2 separate regions of the Homo sapiens genome follow, and region 1 is linked to region 2. A link is a contact called in ENCODE Hi-C data. All regions are on one chromosome and are shown on one strand. The core of a region is the stretch at or near the end of the contact, and the rest is flanking DNA. Distances in the headings are between cores, read along the strand shown. Region 1 overlaps TESC-AS1 (TESC antisense RNA 1). Region 2 holds the start of SPRING1 (SREBF pathway regulator in golgi 1).

What was found. A loop is a pair of places that touch in the nucleus more often than their neighbours do. Pooled maps may share reads with other maps.
Region 1: a loop to region 2 is called in a pooled map, with 2.1 times the contacts of the local background. The contact joins the enhancer-like site here to the promoter of SPRING1 in region 2. A Hi-C loop is called at or near these places in 10 of 50 pooled maps.

What each region holds. Positions count from the first base shown.
Region 1 is chr12:117,110,797-117,117,919 of GRCh38, forward strand. All of the region lies in intron 2 of TESC-AS1 (TESC antisense RNA 1), which reads left to right. It overlaps LOC105370010 (a long non-coding RNA gene), which reads right to left. Exons shown (of 4, transcript XR_945398.3): 2 at 1,021-1,257. Among named protein-coding and RNA genes, the nearest start is that of TESC-AS1, 15 kb to the left of the region's middle. Within about 2 kb of position 4,180, at least 2 of the 41 ENCODE cell types and tissues checked have a DNase peak (open chromatin) inside an H3K27ac peak, as active enhancers do.
Region 2 is chr12:116,733,032-116,739,404 of GRCh38, forward strand. SPRING1 (SREBF pathway regulator in golgi 1) reads right to left here and starts at 5,038. Exons shown (of 5, transcript NM_024738.4): 1 at 4,759-5,038. The coding sequence starts at 4,869. RNFT2 (ring finger protein, transmembrane 2) reads left to right here and starts at 5,284. Exons shown (of 11, transcript NM_001382266.1): 1 at 5,284-5,339. RefSeq lists enhancers at 3,580-4,538, 5,307-5,566 and silencers at 4,727-4,776, 4,857-5,116.

The DNA of each region.
Region 1 (7,123 bases), core at 2,930-5,429, 380 kb after region 2:
TCCTAAGACAACACTACAGAATGTGCATTCTTCACATCTCTGTTATGAGCACAAGGAACTGAGGCTTGGCAAAGCGACCCCAGGCTGCCACACTGGTTCTCAAATGGTTTTGTGCCATAGGATTCCTTGTGTAAAAGGGGGCCCAGGAACCTGCATTTTAACAAGGATTGGCCGGGTGCGGTGGCTCACGCCTGTAATCCCAGCACTGTGGGAGGTTGAGGTGGGTGGATCACTTGAGGTCAGGAGTTCAAGACCAGCCTGGCCAACATGGCAAAACCCTGTCTCTACTAAAAATACGAAAATTAGCCAGGAGTGGTGGTGCACACCTGTAATCCCAGCTACTTGGGAGGCTGAGGCAGAAGAATTGGCCCAACCCAGGAGGCAGAGGTTGCAGTAAGCCAAGGTCACGACACTGCACTCCAGCCTGGGCAACAGAGTGAGACTCTGTCTCAAAAAACAAACAAGGACTGCACCGGGAAAGGGACAGTTAAGAGCCCCCTTGGACTAAGGTGCTAGCTTCTCATGGCCTCACTGTCCCTGGATACCTGCAGGAACAGACTCCACACTCAGGTGGAAGGAGGGGGATCCTTCCCAAAGGGCCACCTCTGTGACCACAAAAGGGCACAGACCGGGAGGAAAAGCTATGACTTAGCTGTCCCCTCGGCTGTCTGGCCTCCAGGCAGGCCCACACCTCCAGTGTGCTAGTAAGTGACAGAGCTGGAACTGAATGCTGAGTTGGCCACCTTTGGGGGACCATGAGCTGCCCCACGGGGCGATGCAGCTGGCTGTGGAGCTGTGAGCCAATCTCAGCACCTCATTCACCCCGGCACCTCCCCATCCAGGGAGGCCCAGCCCCAGCCATCTCCTCCCTCCCCCACTTCCCTCCTGGGATGACTGCAATAACCAATGAGACCCGGCTGAGTGCCTGGGAGGCAGGGATGATAAATATATGTTGGGGTTCACAGTTGGTGCAGTTGATAATTTGGGGCTTACTTGGGAAAGCAGGCAGCAGGCACCTACCATTTTGACCGGCTGGGGCAGGCAGCCGGGGTGGGAGACTGTAGAGGTAAGAGGTGGGGCCTGGAGCCCTGAGGCCCCCCAGCCCTGCCTGGCCACGCTGACTCAGCAGAGCTCAGAACCTACTCTCCGCTGACAAGGCAAGCGTGCTCTTCCCAGCTGGCCGCTCTCAGCTGTCTCTTCAAACCCTCCCAGGAGGGCTGCGGAGAGCAGACACGGGAACCACACCTGGCTTCTTACCTTCATGCAGGAAAACAAGGAGTGGGATGTGAACAAAAGGCGGGAGGCTTCCCAGCTGCCCTTTAAGTAGAAGCTTCATCTGTGCCAAGGAGACCATGTGGTTAGTGGGTAGGGGAGAAAAATGCTTTGAGGGTTTCTGGGTCCCAGCTGCCTGCACAGGCGGGTGAAAGTCCTGCACCAGGTTTGTTGTTTTGACCTGATATAGGACCCTTCTAGGGGAGAAAATCTGGAGAGAAGTTCTCCCTCCCTCCCTCCTTTCCATAGGAGCTGAACAGCTGAACTTCTACTGAAGCCGGGGAACTCAAGGCAGGGCTGACAAGCCCCTTGTAATTGGCTAGTTCTACCCTCTCGTTTCCCTTCCTTTTTTTTTTTTTTTTGACAGAATCTCACTGTGTCACCCAGACTGGACTGCAGTGGTGGGATCTCAGCTCACGGCAACTTCCGCCTCCCAGGTTCAAGCAATTCTCTGGCTTCAGCCTCCCAAGTAGCTGGGATTGCAGACGTGCACCACCATGCCTGGCTAATTTTTGTATTTTTAGTAGAGATGGGGTTTCACCATGTTAGCCATGCAGGTCTCAAACTCCTGACCTCAGGGGATCCACCCACCTTGGCAAAGCGCTGGGATTATGGACGTGACCCATCATGCCTGGCACACACCCTCATTTTCACAGAGGAAGAAACAGAAGCTCATAGTGGTCACCCATCAAGGATATAACTGGCTGGATCTAGATCAGGTCCTGAGACTCAGACAGGGGCACAGGGGGACTCTGCAAGGGTGGATTCGGTCAGGTTCTCCAGCATTCTGGTATGAAAAGGCAGGTTCCTGTCTGGGCGTGGTGGCTCAGGCCTTTAATCCCAGCAGTTTAGGAGGCCGAGGCAGGCAGATTACCTGAGGTCAGGAGTTCAAGACCAGCCTGGGGAACATGGTGAAAACCCGTCTCTATTAAAAATACAAAAATTAGTTGGGCATGGTGGTGGGCACCTGTAATCTCAGCTACTTGGGAGGCTGAGGCAGGAGAATCACCTGAACCCAGGAGGCAGAGGTTGCCGTGAGCCGAGATCACGCCACTGCACTCCAGCCTGGGCGAAGAGCAAAACTGCATCTCAAAAAAAAAAAAAAAGGGCTGGTTCCTGGAACCTGTTGAGAGAGAACTACTGAGCTGGCTCCTCTGTACATTCAAATCTGAGAGCCCCTGCTCTAGAGACCTGGACAGCTCTGGGGTCAAGTCCTGTCTTTGGCCTTAGGCAAGTGACTTCACCCCTCCAATCCTTGGTTCCCGTCTATGGCCCGTGAAATGGGCACACAGATTTTACATGAAGTGCTGCCATATGGAAGGTGCGCAGTAACAGACGAGTGTGACTCTGGTCATTGGCCGGCTCGGGGCCTGCTGCTCCAGGTGCAGTTGCTGGGCCTGGCCGGGACTCAGTGGGGAATGATGGCCTCTCAGGAGGCTCCCTGCACAAGCTGACGTGCATGGGGCAGAAAGTCCGCAGAGATTAGTTGTTCTCAGGTTGTGTGCTGCAGGAGATGGGGAGGACAATTTGGTGCCTGTCTCCTGGGGGCAGGTCCCAGCCCCTCAGAAGGAAGAAGCATAGACAGGCCTGAATATTTATGAAGCCTGGGGCTCAACCCCAGCCACAGATATCACAGGGTGAAGAGTGGGCCTGTCCATTTCTAGGTGGAGGAAGGTGGGTGTGGATACGCATGAACTCAGCACTTAGGCACCCCTGTGGGTAGGTCAGCAGGAGGTGGGGAGGGTCCCAGGAGCAGGGGCGCCTACAGGAGGCATCCTTCCCAGGACCTCAGTCAGAGGTGCAGGGGCAGAACTGAGGACAGATGGGATTACTGCAAAGTTCCCTTTCCCTCTGTCTCTGTCCACAGAGCATGGTGGAACGGGGGATACCTTCACGCCACTCACACTGAGGCTTCATTTCCTATCCAGGAGGACGCAGACAGAAGGCCCATGGCTTTGGATCAGCCTTGACATTCAGAAGTCAAGGACAATAGAGTTTTCTCGAGATGCATATATGTTTAGAAGCAGCAACATGAAGCTAAAGTCTCTTTCTGGAGGACTCAGGAGTGAGAGCCCTCTGTCTACTGCGGTACGGAGAGAGCCCAGGTGCAGAATGAACCAGAGCGGCCGTTCTTGAACCTGGCCTCACATTAGAACCACCTGGGGAGTATGTAGAACGCCTGATGCTCAGGCCACACCCAGACCCCATGTGAATGAAGGCTGAGGGGTGGGAAGGGCAGCATCAGTACTGTTTTTATTTTTATTATTATTTTTTAATGTTTAAAAATTTTTTTTTTTGAGATGGAGTTTTACTCTGTCGCCCAGGCTGGAGTGTAGTGGCATGATCTTGGCTTACTGCAACCTCTGTCTCCTGGGCTCAAGTGATTCTCCTGCCTCAGCCTCCTAAGTAGCTGGGATTACAGGTGTGCGCCACCATGCCCAGCTAATTTTTTTTTTTTTTTTTGTATTTTTAATAGAGGCAGGGTTTCACCATGTTGGCCAGGCTGGTCTCGAACTCCTGACCTCAAGTGATCCACCTGCCTCGGCCTCCCAAAGTGCTGGGATTACAGGAGGGAGCCACCACACCTAGCCAGTGCTGTTTTTAAATCCCCCAGGTGATTCCAAAATGCTGTCAAGTTTGACAACAGACCATTGTCTCTACCCCAGCTGCAAAAGAGACCAACCTGGAGAGCTCTAATCCCAGGCAGATGAAATTAGAATCTTTGGGGGGGTAGTAGGGGCCCAGGTGGTGGTGTCTGTAAAGGGTATATACAGGGTAGAGAATCACAAATCGAATCAACCCAGTGGTGTGATTCTGCACCACCTGGCATGGTGTGTGTCTGAGTGTGTATGTGCGATAGTGTGTTCTCGGAGAGTCCTGGTGTGTGACCTTGGGCTGAGATTAGGCACTTGGCAGCTGCGCTGAAGCCGTAGCTCATTAACCCCCATAACCCAGGGACGAGAGTGGTGCATTAGCCAGGAGCAGCTCACAGGTGGCACCTGCACAACGGCTCCTCCGAGGCTGCCTGTCGCTTGCCCATCTCTGCCTCTTTCAACTCAGGTTGCATTTAGGGCCTCACAGGGAAGAAACGTTTCCTTTCCTCAGTAAATCAGTCTGGAGCTGTTCTTTGGGACAACACTGGTAAAGGAAACCTTAGGAATTTTGGTGAATGCAGCGTGGCCCTGGGCAAGTCACTTCTCTGTAGCACTTCCTTTATTTATTTATGTATTTATTTATGTATTTATTCATTACTATTTTAGATGTAGTTTCACTCTTGTTGCCCAGGCTGGAGTGCAGTGGCACAATCTCGGCTCACTGCAACCTCCACCTCCCGGGTTCAAGCGATTCTTCTGCCTCAGCCTCCCAAATAGCTGGGAGTAAAGGCACACGCCACCATGCCCAGCTAATTTTTTTGTATTTTTAGTAGAGACAGGGTTTCACCACATTGGCCAGGCTGGTCTCCAACTCCTGACTTCAGGTGATCCACCTGCCTTGGCCTCCCGAACTGCTGGGATTACAGGTGTGAGCCACCGTGCCCAGCCCTTTATTTTTATTTTATTTCATTATTATTTTTTGAGATGGAGTCTCACTCTGTCACCCAGGCAGGAGTGCAATGGTGTAATCTCAGCTCACTGCGCCCTCCACCTCCCCGAGCTCAAGTGATCCTCCTGCCTCAGCCTCCCAAGTAGCTGGGACTACAGGCGTGTGCCACCACATCCAGCTAATTTTTTGTATTTTTAGTAGAGACGGGGTTTCACCATGTTTGCCAGGCTGGTCTCGAACTCCTGACCTCAAGTGATCTGCCCGCCTCAGCCTCCCAAAGTGCTGGGATTACAGATGTGAGCCACCACACCTGGCCTGTGCTTCCTTTCTTTAAAGAAGATAAAAGACGAATCTCCTCTTGTCCTCTTGTCACAATGCATGTGAGTAAGCGTACTGGGCTCTCTGAAAGTCAGCTGTGATGAATTTTTAAAAGATGACCTATCCACAGATGCGGTGCTCACACCTGGAATCCCAGCACTTTGGGAGGACTGCTTGAGACCAGGAGTTCGAGACCAGCCTGGGTAACATAGCAAGACCTCCATGTCTACAAAAAAAAAAAAATAGCTGGGCAAGGTGATGTGGGCCTGTAGTCCCAGCTATTCAAGAGGCTGAGGTGGGAGGATCGCTTAACCTGGGAGGTCAAGGCTGCAGTGAGCCGTGATGGTCCCACTGCACTCCAGCCTGGGCAACAGAGCAAGACCGTGTCTAAAGAAAAAAAAATGACTTATCAAGCTTCTATGTGGTGTAAGAAGGTAAAACCCCACTGCAGAAAGAGGGAAACTGAGGCTCATGGAGCAAAGTTTAGTGGAGCCAGGGTGCAATGTCAAAATCATGGGCAGCCATGACACCTCTTGAAAATCTCCTATGGTGACCACAGAGTATGGCACTCAGAGCTTTATGTGCCTAACCAGGTACAGGAAATTATGTGTACTATGGATGGTCAAATGCCCAGGAATGTACTGTGCATAAGAGCCTGCCTATGGCAAGTAATAATCTGAAACAGTATTTTTGTAGTTTTTTAAGAGACAGGGTCTCCCTCTGTTGCCCAGGCTGGAGTGCAGTGGTGCCATCGTGTCTCACTGCAGTCTCCACCTCCCAGGTTCAAGTGATCTTCCCACCTCAGCCTCCTGAATAGCTGGGACAACAGGCCCGCACCACATTGCCCAGTTGTTTTTTTTTCATGTTTTATAGAGATGGGGTCTAGCCTTATTGCCCAGGCTGGTCTCGAACTCCAGGCCTCAAGCAATCCTCCTGCCTTGGCCTCCCAAAACATTGGGATTACAGGCATGAGCAACCGGGCCTGGCCTAAACGCGTATTTTTTATTGACTTTATATGACATTTATTTTTCCAGTTTTATTGATTTATAATTGACAAAAATTGCATATATTTAGGGTGTATATTGTGATATTTAAATATATGTCTATAAGTGAAATGATTATAATAGATAATTATTTCTATGATAATTAACATATCCATTAATATATCCATTTCAAGATAATTCACGTATCTATCCCCTTATATGCTATTTGTGTGTGTGGTAAGAACACTTGAGATCTAGTCTCTTAGCATATTTCAGGTGTACATTATTACTAATTACAGTCACTAATACAGGCCTCAGCCACTATTCTTAGTCTCAAGAACACACCTCCGCCATGCTACTGTGATCACTAGGTCTCTAGCACTTATTCATATTATGCTGAAGGTTTGTATCCTTTGACCAATATCTCTCCTCTCCCCCTGCCCCAGCCCCTGGTAACCAACATTCTACTGTCTGCTTCTATGAGTTGGACTTGCTTAGATTCCACACATAAGTGAGGTAATGCAGTGTTTGTGTTTCTATGTCTGCCTGATTTCAGTTAGAAAAATATCCTCCAGGTTCAGCCACAGTTTTGAAAATGGCAGGATCTCCCTCTTTTTTTTTTTTTTTTTTTTTTTTTGGAGACAGAGTCTCGCTCTGCCCCCCAGGCTGCAGTGGCACAATCTCGGCTCACTGCCACCTCCGCCTCCCAGGTTCAAGCAATTCTCCTGCCTCAGCCTTCCGAGTAGCTGGGACTACAGGCATGCGCCACTATGCCCAGCTAATTTTTGTATTTTTAGTAGAGATGGGGTTTTGCCATGTTGGCCAGGCTGGTCTCAAACTCCTGACCACAGGTGATCCACCTGCCTCAGCCTCCCAAAGTGCTGGGATTACAGGCATGACCACTGTACCTGGCCAAGGATCTCCCTCTTTTTGAAGGCTGAATAATATTCCTATGTGTGCGTTTCACATTTTCTTTATCCATTCATCTGTCGATGGACACTTAGGTT
Region 2 (6,373 bases), core at 3,788-6,287:
CAGTAATAAAGATGGGGAATAAATCTGTAAGGTTATCTGAAAAAAGCGTTTTAAGTGTTACTGAAGGACACAGAAGAAGGCAGGATGTGGAGGGGGAGACAGGGATACTGGTGATCCTGACCCTGTGAAGGCCTAGGCTAACGTGTGTGCTCGTCTTAGTTTTTTTCTTTTCTGAGACGGAGTCTCTGTCGCCCACGCTGGAGTGCACTGGTGCGATCTCGGCTCACTGCAACCTCCGCCTCCTGGGTTCAAGCGATTCTCCTGCCTCAGCCTCCTGAGTAGCTGGGACTACAGGCGCGTGCCACCAAGCCTGGTTAATTTTTTGTATTTTCAGTAGAGACAGGGTTTCACCGTGTTAGCCAGGATGATCTCAATCTCCTGACCTCATGATCTGCCCACCTCGGCCCTCCCAAAGTGCTGGGAATTACAGGCGTGAGCCACTGCGCCCGGCCTCATCTTACTTTTTAACAAAGAAGTTTAAAAAGTAATAAAACAAAATAGAAAAACAGGAAAAAAAGCATATAGAATAAGGATATAAATAAGAAAAATATTTTTGTACAGCTTTACAATGTGTTTGTGTTTTCAGCTAAGTGTTAAACACAGCCAAAAAGTTAAAAAAATTAGTTTATAAAGTAAAAACATTACAGTAAGCCAATGTTAATTTATTATTAAAGAAAAATCTTCAAATCAATGTAGTGTGGCCCTGTGTGGACAGCTGACAGTAGTACACAGTAATGTGCTAGGCCTTCACGAGTTCACTCACCACTCACTCAGTGACTCATCCGCAACAACTTCCAGTCCTGCAAGCTCCACTCACGGTAAGTGTTCTTTATGGGCGTACCATTTTTACTCTTATATTTTTTGAAACACAGTCTCACTCTGTTGCCCAGGCTGGAGTGCAGTGGCGTGATCTCGGCTCACTGCAACCTCCACCTCCCAGGTTCAAGCGACTCTCCTGCCTCAGCCTCCTGCATAGCTGGGATTACAGGCGTGTGCCACCACACCTGGCTAATTTTTATATTTTTAGTAGAGATGGGGTTTTGCCATGTTGGCCAGGCTGGTCTCGAACTCCTGACGTCAAGTGATCTGCCTGCCTCAGACTCCCAAACTGCTAGGATTACAGGCGTGAGCCATCGCACCCAGCCCATTTTATATCTTTTATACAGTATTTTTACTGTACCTTTTCTATGTTTAGATCTATTTAGATCCACAAATACCTTCCATCGTGTTGCAATCACCTACAGTATTCAGTACAGTCACATGCTGTACAGGCTTAGAGCCTAGGAGGAATAGGCTATGCCACATAGCCCAGGGGTGTAGCAAAATCACCTAAAGATGCATTTTTCAGAATCTTGAGCGACGCATGACTATAATCTTAAAATGAAGATGATGTATCAGGGTAGTGAAAAGGTGGTTGTAGGGAAGGTGACAGAGTGGACAGCACCTGAGCCAAGAGGTGAAAGGTTAGCAGAAGTATGCCAGACTGAAAAGAAACATTCATCCCAGTTAAAAAGACTCACTTGTTTGTTCAATCAATATTTGGATTCCCATGAAGTGGCTGGCAGTATCCTAGGGGCTGGAGAGTCTATGAACAAGACAGACAAGGTCTCTGTTCTCAAGAATATTATAGTCTAGAAGAGAGAGTGAGGCAAGACAGATAAGCAAGTAAATGAACAAGAAATGTTCAGTTTGTGATGCCTACCACAAAGAAAATAAAGCAGGTTTATGAGCAAGGAATTGAAGTAATTTACACCGTGTCACCAGGTATGGTCTGAAGCAGTAACAGTCTGACCTGAAATGACAAAAAAGATTCAACCATGCAGAGATCCTGGAAGACAATCCAGAGTTTTATCTGAGAATTTTACCTGGGGAAATGCCATGATGATCCCATCTTTTTAAAGATTATCACCCCTACTGCGGGGAAGAGAAGAAGACAAGAATGGAAGCAGAGACTTGCAGCTGGGCTACTGCAGTGGTCCAGACGAGAGATGCCAGTGGCTTGGCCTAGAGTGACAGCAGTGACACTCTGAAGAAATGAGCAGATTCAGGATACACTCTGGAGGCAGAGCCAATATTGTGGATATAGGGAGTGAGAGGAGAAAAAAAGAATGAAGTGGCTTTAATACCTGGTGAACAGTAATGCCACTGAGCGAGACTGGGAAGACTCGGGGAGGAACAAGTGCTGGCAGAGAATCAAGAGTTCTGTTGGTCCAAACACGAACACATTCAACGTCAACTAGAAAGTAGGAGGGTGGTTGCCGGGGGCTGGGGAAAGGGAGAAATGGAGAGTTATTGTTAAATGAATATTAAGTTTCAGTTTCTACAAGCGTTATGGGGATGGATGGTGGTGATGGTCGCACAGCGTTAAGGATGTATTTAATACCACTGAACTGCACACTTTAAAAATGGTTAAGATGGGGCCGGGCGTGGTGGCTGACACCTGTAATCCCAGCACTTTGGGAGGCCGAGGCAGGTGGATCACTTGAGGTCAGGAGTTCGAGACCAGCCTGGCCAACATGGCGAAACCCTGTCTCTATTAAAAATACAAAAATTAGTCGGGTGTGGTGGTGCATGCCTGTAATCCCAGCTACTCAGGAGGCTAAGGCAGGGAGAACTGCTTGAACCCGAGAGGTAGAGGTTGCAGTGAGCTGAGATCATGCCACTACACTCCAGCCTGGGTAACAGAGTGAGACTCCATGTTAAAAAAGGTTAAGATGGGAAATTCTGGCCAGGCGTGGTGGCTCACACCTGTAATCCCAGCACTTTGGGAGGCTGAGGTGGGTGGATCACCTGAGGTCGGGAGTTCAAGACCAGCCATGACCAACATGGAGAAACCCCGTTTCTACTAAAAATACAAAATTAGCTGGGCATGGTGGCGCATGCCTGTAATCCCAGCTACTCAAGAAGGCTGAGGCAGGAGAATCATTTGAACCCGGGAGGTGGAGGCTGTGGTGAGTTGAGGTCGTCCCACTGCACTCCAGCCTGGGCAAGAGCAAAACTCAGTCTTTAAAAAAAAAAAAAAAAAAAAAAAAAAAAGATGGGAAATTTTATGTCGTATTTTACCACAATAAAAAAAAATTGAAAAAAAAAAAAGATATCAACTAGGCAATTGGATATAAGAATTTGGGGATTTCTGGACAGATCTAGGCTGTTGTTATCAACTACTGGCATCAACAGCATACCTCCAGAGATCACCTGAGTATTTAAACAATGGCCCAGAGATTACCTGAGTCAGATAGAGAGGAAGGCAGAGGACGGAGTCCTGGCGCACCCCACCACTCAGGGGTCACAAGACAGAGAAGGGACAACACGCGACTGTGAGGAGGTGTCTGAGGTGGCAGAAAACACAAGTCACAGAAGTCTGGTAGTCACATGATTGCCCAGACATCCCGGCCAATAAAAGGGACTTACAACACTCAGCCTCTCTGTTTGCCTAAGGTGGCAGGTCACGTACAATTCCCTATTCTTCCCTTTTCACAGCTCCCCTGCCAATCCACTAAATGTAGAGTGACCACATAGTTTTATCAATGTTCTATTCACTTATATATTTTATTTACACACTTGAGCTTTGAGAGTAAAAAGGAGAGCTTTTTATAACCATGTCAGGACAACAGCATAACCCATTATCCTGGGTGCACCCTGGGGTGTAACCACCCTTTCTACACAACTAAGCACTCAACCTGGACTTCTAGACAAACTTATTAATGCTTTGGGTAAGATTTCCCCACCCGTGCTCCTTGCTGTTTCTCCCAGAAATTCTCACATGGAAGAAAAATGAAAGGGTGCAGTGTGTTGGAGGGGTGGAATTCTACCAATCAAGTTATGCACAAAAAGCATAAAAGGAACTGTGGGTCCTTTTGAGTCACCCAGGAGGACACAGAGCCCCCAAATTAAACGAAGGGCACCCATGCGAGGGCTGGCCGACCCTCGCCACCTATGTCTTGGTTTCCCCCACTGTAATACTGGGAACCCCACTTCTCCCAGGCCTGCTGCGAAGATGAAGCCAGCAAATGCACGCCCTCTCTTAGCTCTGGACCGGGCAGGTGAAAAGCAGGGAGGTGTTCATAAAAGCAGTCCCCACCGCTGAAGGGTCCTCAACTCGGGGTTCTAGTCCCAGCTCTGCCCTGGCCTAGCAACCCCTTCCCGCTGCAGGGACCAAGGCGGTGGGCAGGTCCCTCACCCGTGCTGAGACCGGGACAGGAATGCGCACCTCTCCCCACCCTCGGACGCCCCGGCGGCGCCGCTGCAGAAGTCGGGAGGTCGGACAAACGCGAGGAGTAAGGAAAAAGAGGAGGAAGGGAAGGAAGGAGGAAGAACGAAGTGAGGAAAGAGGATGTCAGGGAAGAAAGGGAGTAAAGGAAGAAGGAAGGGAGAGGGGGACAGAAAGGAGGAGGACGGAAGGAGGAAGGGAAGGAAGAAAGACGGAAGGGAAGGGAGAGGAAAAAGGGGAGGAAAGAAGAAAGGGAAGGGGGAGGAAGGAAAGGGGGAGGAAGGAAGGAGGAGGAAGGTGAGGAAGGTAAGGAAGGAAGGGAGGCAGGGAGAGGGGAAGGAAGGAGGAAGATAAGGAAGGAGGGGAGGTAGGAAGAAGGGAAGGAAGGAGGAAGGAAGGGAAGGGGAGAAAGAAAGGAAGGGAAGGGGTAGGAAGACAGGGAGGAAGGAAAAAAGGAGGAAGGTAACGAAGGAAGGAAGGAGAAAGTAAAGTAAGGGGGAGGAAGGAAGGAAGAAGGGAAGGGGAGGAGGGGAAGGGCGGCCACTGACCTGCTTGAAGGTGCTGCTGAGGAAGTAGACGAGCGACAGCCCGAAGACCAGGGCGAGCACCCACCTCTTCCGCAGAAGCCGGCGCCACACCATGGCCGCCAGGTTCACCATCCCGGCGCGGACGTGGGGCGCGGCGGCCGGGGCGCGGAACGCGGCAGGCCCGGGTCCCGGGCGGCATGGCCCCTACGCGCCCGGCAGCCCCATCCCTCCAGGCAGGCGCCGGCCCCGCCGCCCGCAGCCCAGTCTGCTCCCGGCAGCCTTGGGCGCAGCCCCACGTGACCCCGCCCTACGCCCCGCCTCCGCTCCGCAGCGACAAGGGCTAGTCGCGCAAGATCTTCTCACCATTGGTCCCTAAGGAACGGCGGCCTCCTATTGGTTAAGTGCCGGGAAAGGGGGCGGACAATCGCGTGAGTGCTGCGGGCGTAGCTGTGCCCGGGTCCTAGCGCCGGACCCGGCGACGCCAAGAAACCACCCAATAGGAGGCCGGAAGCATCGGAAGTCACATGCTGCCCAGGCTGCGCGGGTGATTGGCTTGGCTGGACCTGAATGATGCGGCTGTGATTGCTGAATTGTCTGGGCAGGTAAAAAGAGAACGCGATTTTTTTTTCTTTTCTCCCATCATGGTCTGTGTAGTCTCCTGCCCTTGCAGTCCCAGAGCGTTTTGCGCTGTGTGTTGGTTGCAGGGATGAAAAGCGCTCGCGACGTTGTTCCCGAAGTGCACCTGCCGGCTTCCAGTCCAAGTGATGCAGGCGATGCTCCTCTGAGTGCATTTCGGTGCAGTCCTGTAACGGGCCCCAGGGGCGCAACTTGAACCATCGCAAGCATCGAAAAGTCTCGGTGCGGTCCTTCAAAGGGACATAGTGGGATGTACAGAGCAGAGGATTAAAAAGCGTTTCATTCATTCAGATGCATCCCGCGTGCAAAAATTTATTCCAGAATTATGTACGGCCTGCTTCCGACAAAGAATCCGAAGCCTCTTCCAATACAAGCATCCGAAAGTAGAGTTTCGAGCATTCGATTTAGGAGTTAAATGTGTGGATGAGAACTTTGGAATATGAATTTTATTTTCCCCCAAGGATTTGCAATGTGGGATAATGGAGGGAGGGGCGAGAGGAGGATTAAGTTGAGATTGCAAATTCTTGAAAAATATTTATATAATGACCTTTTCTTGATATATGAAGATGCTGCTGCTGACCGGTTTGTTACCTAATTTTTCAAAAGAGAAAGGAGGCTTCACTGGCGGGTCATTTTTAATCAGTGGCCCTAGTGACACCATTGCTGCCCCCTCAAGAAGCCTGGTCAGGATTAGGAAGTCATTCAACAGCCAATAATCGTGCCCTAAACTGAAGTCAGACACCATCTGACTGATATAGACACCCTATATCCACAATATTGGCTCTGCCTCCAGAGACAAGAAGATATTCACGGAGGCTAAACCTTTTCATGGGAAGTAGATGGCCCTTATTACCTTGCTAGGGTGAAAGGTGGGACAGGGAGCAAGGGATCTAGAAAAGGGGAACTGGGAGACCCATAGATGTTTTATTCATTGAGTAAATACTTGTTGAGCGCCACTCTGTGCCAAACAGTGTCCTGGATGCTGAGGCAGAGGGGTGAT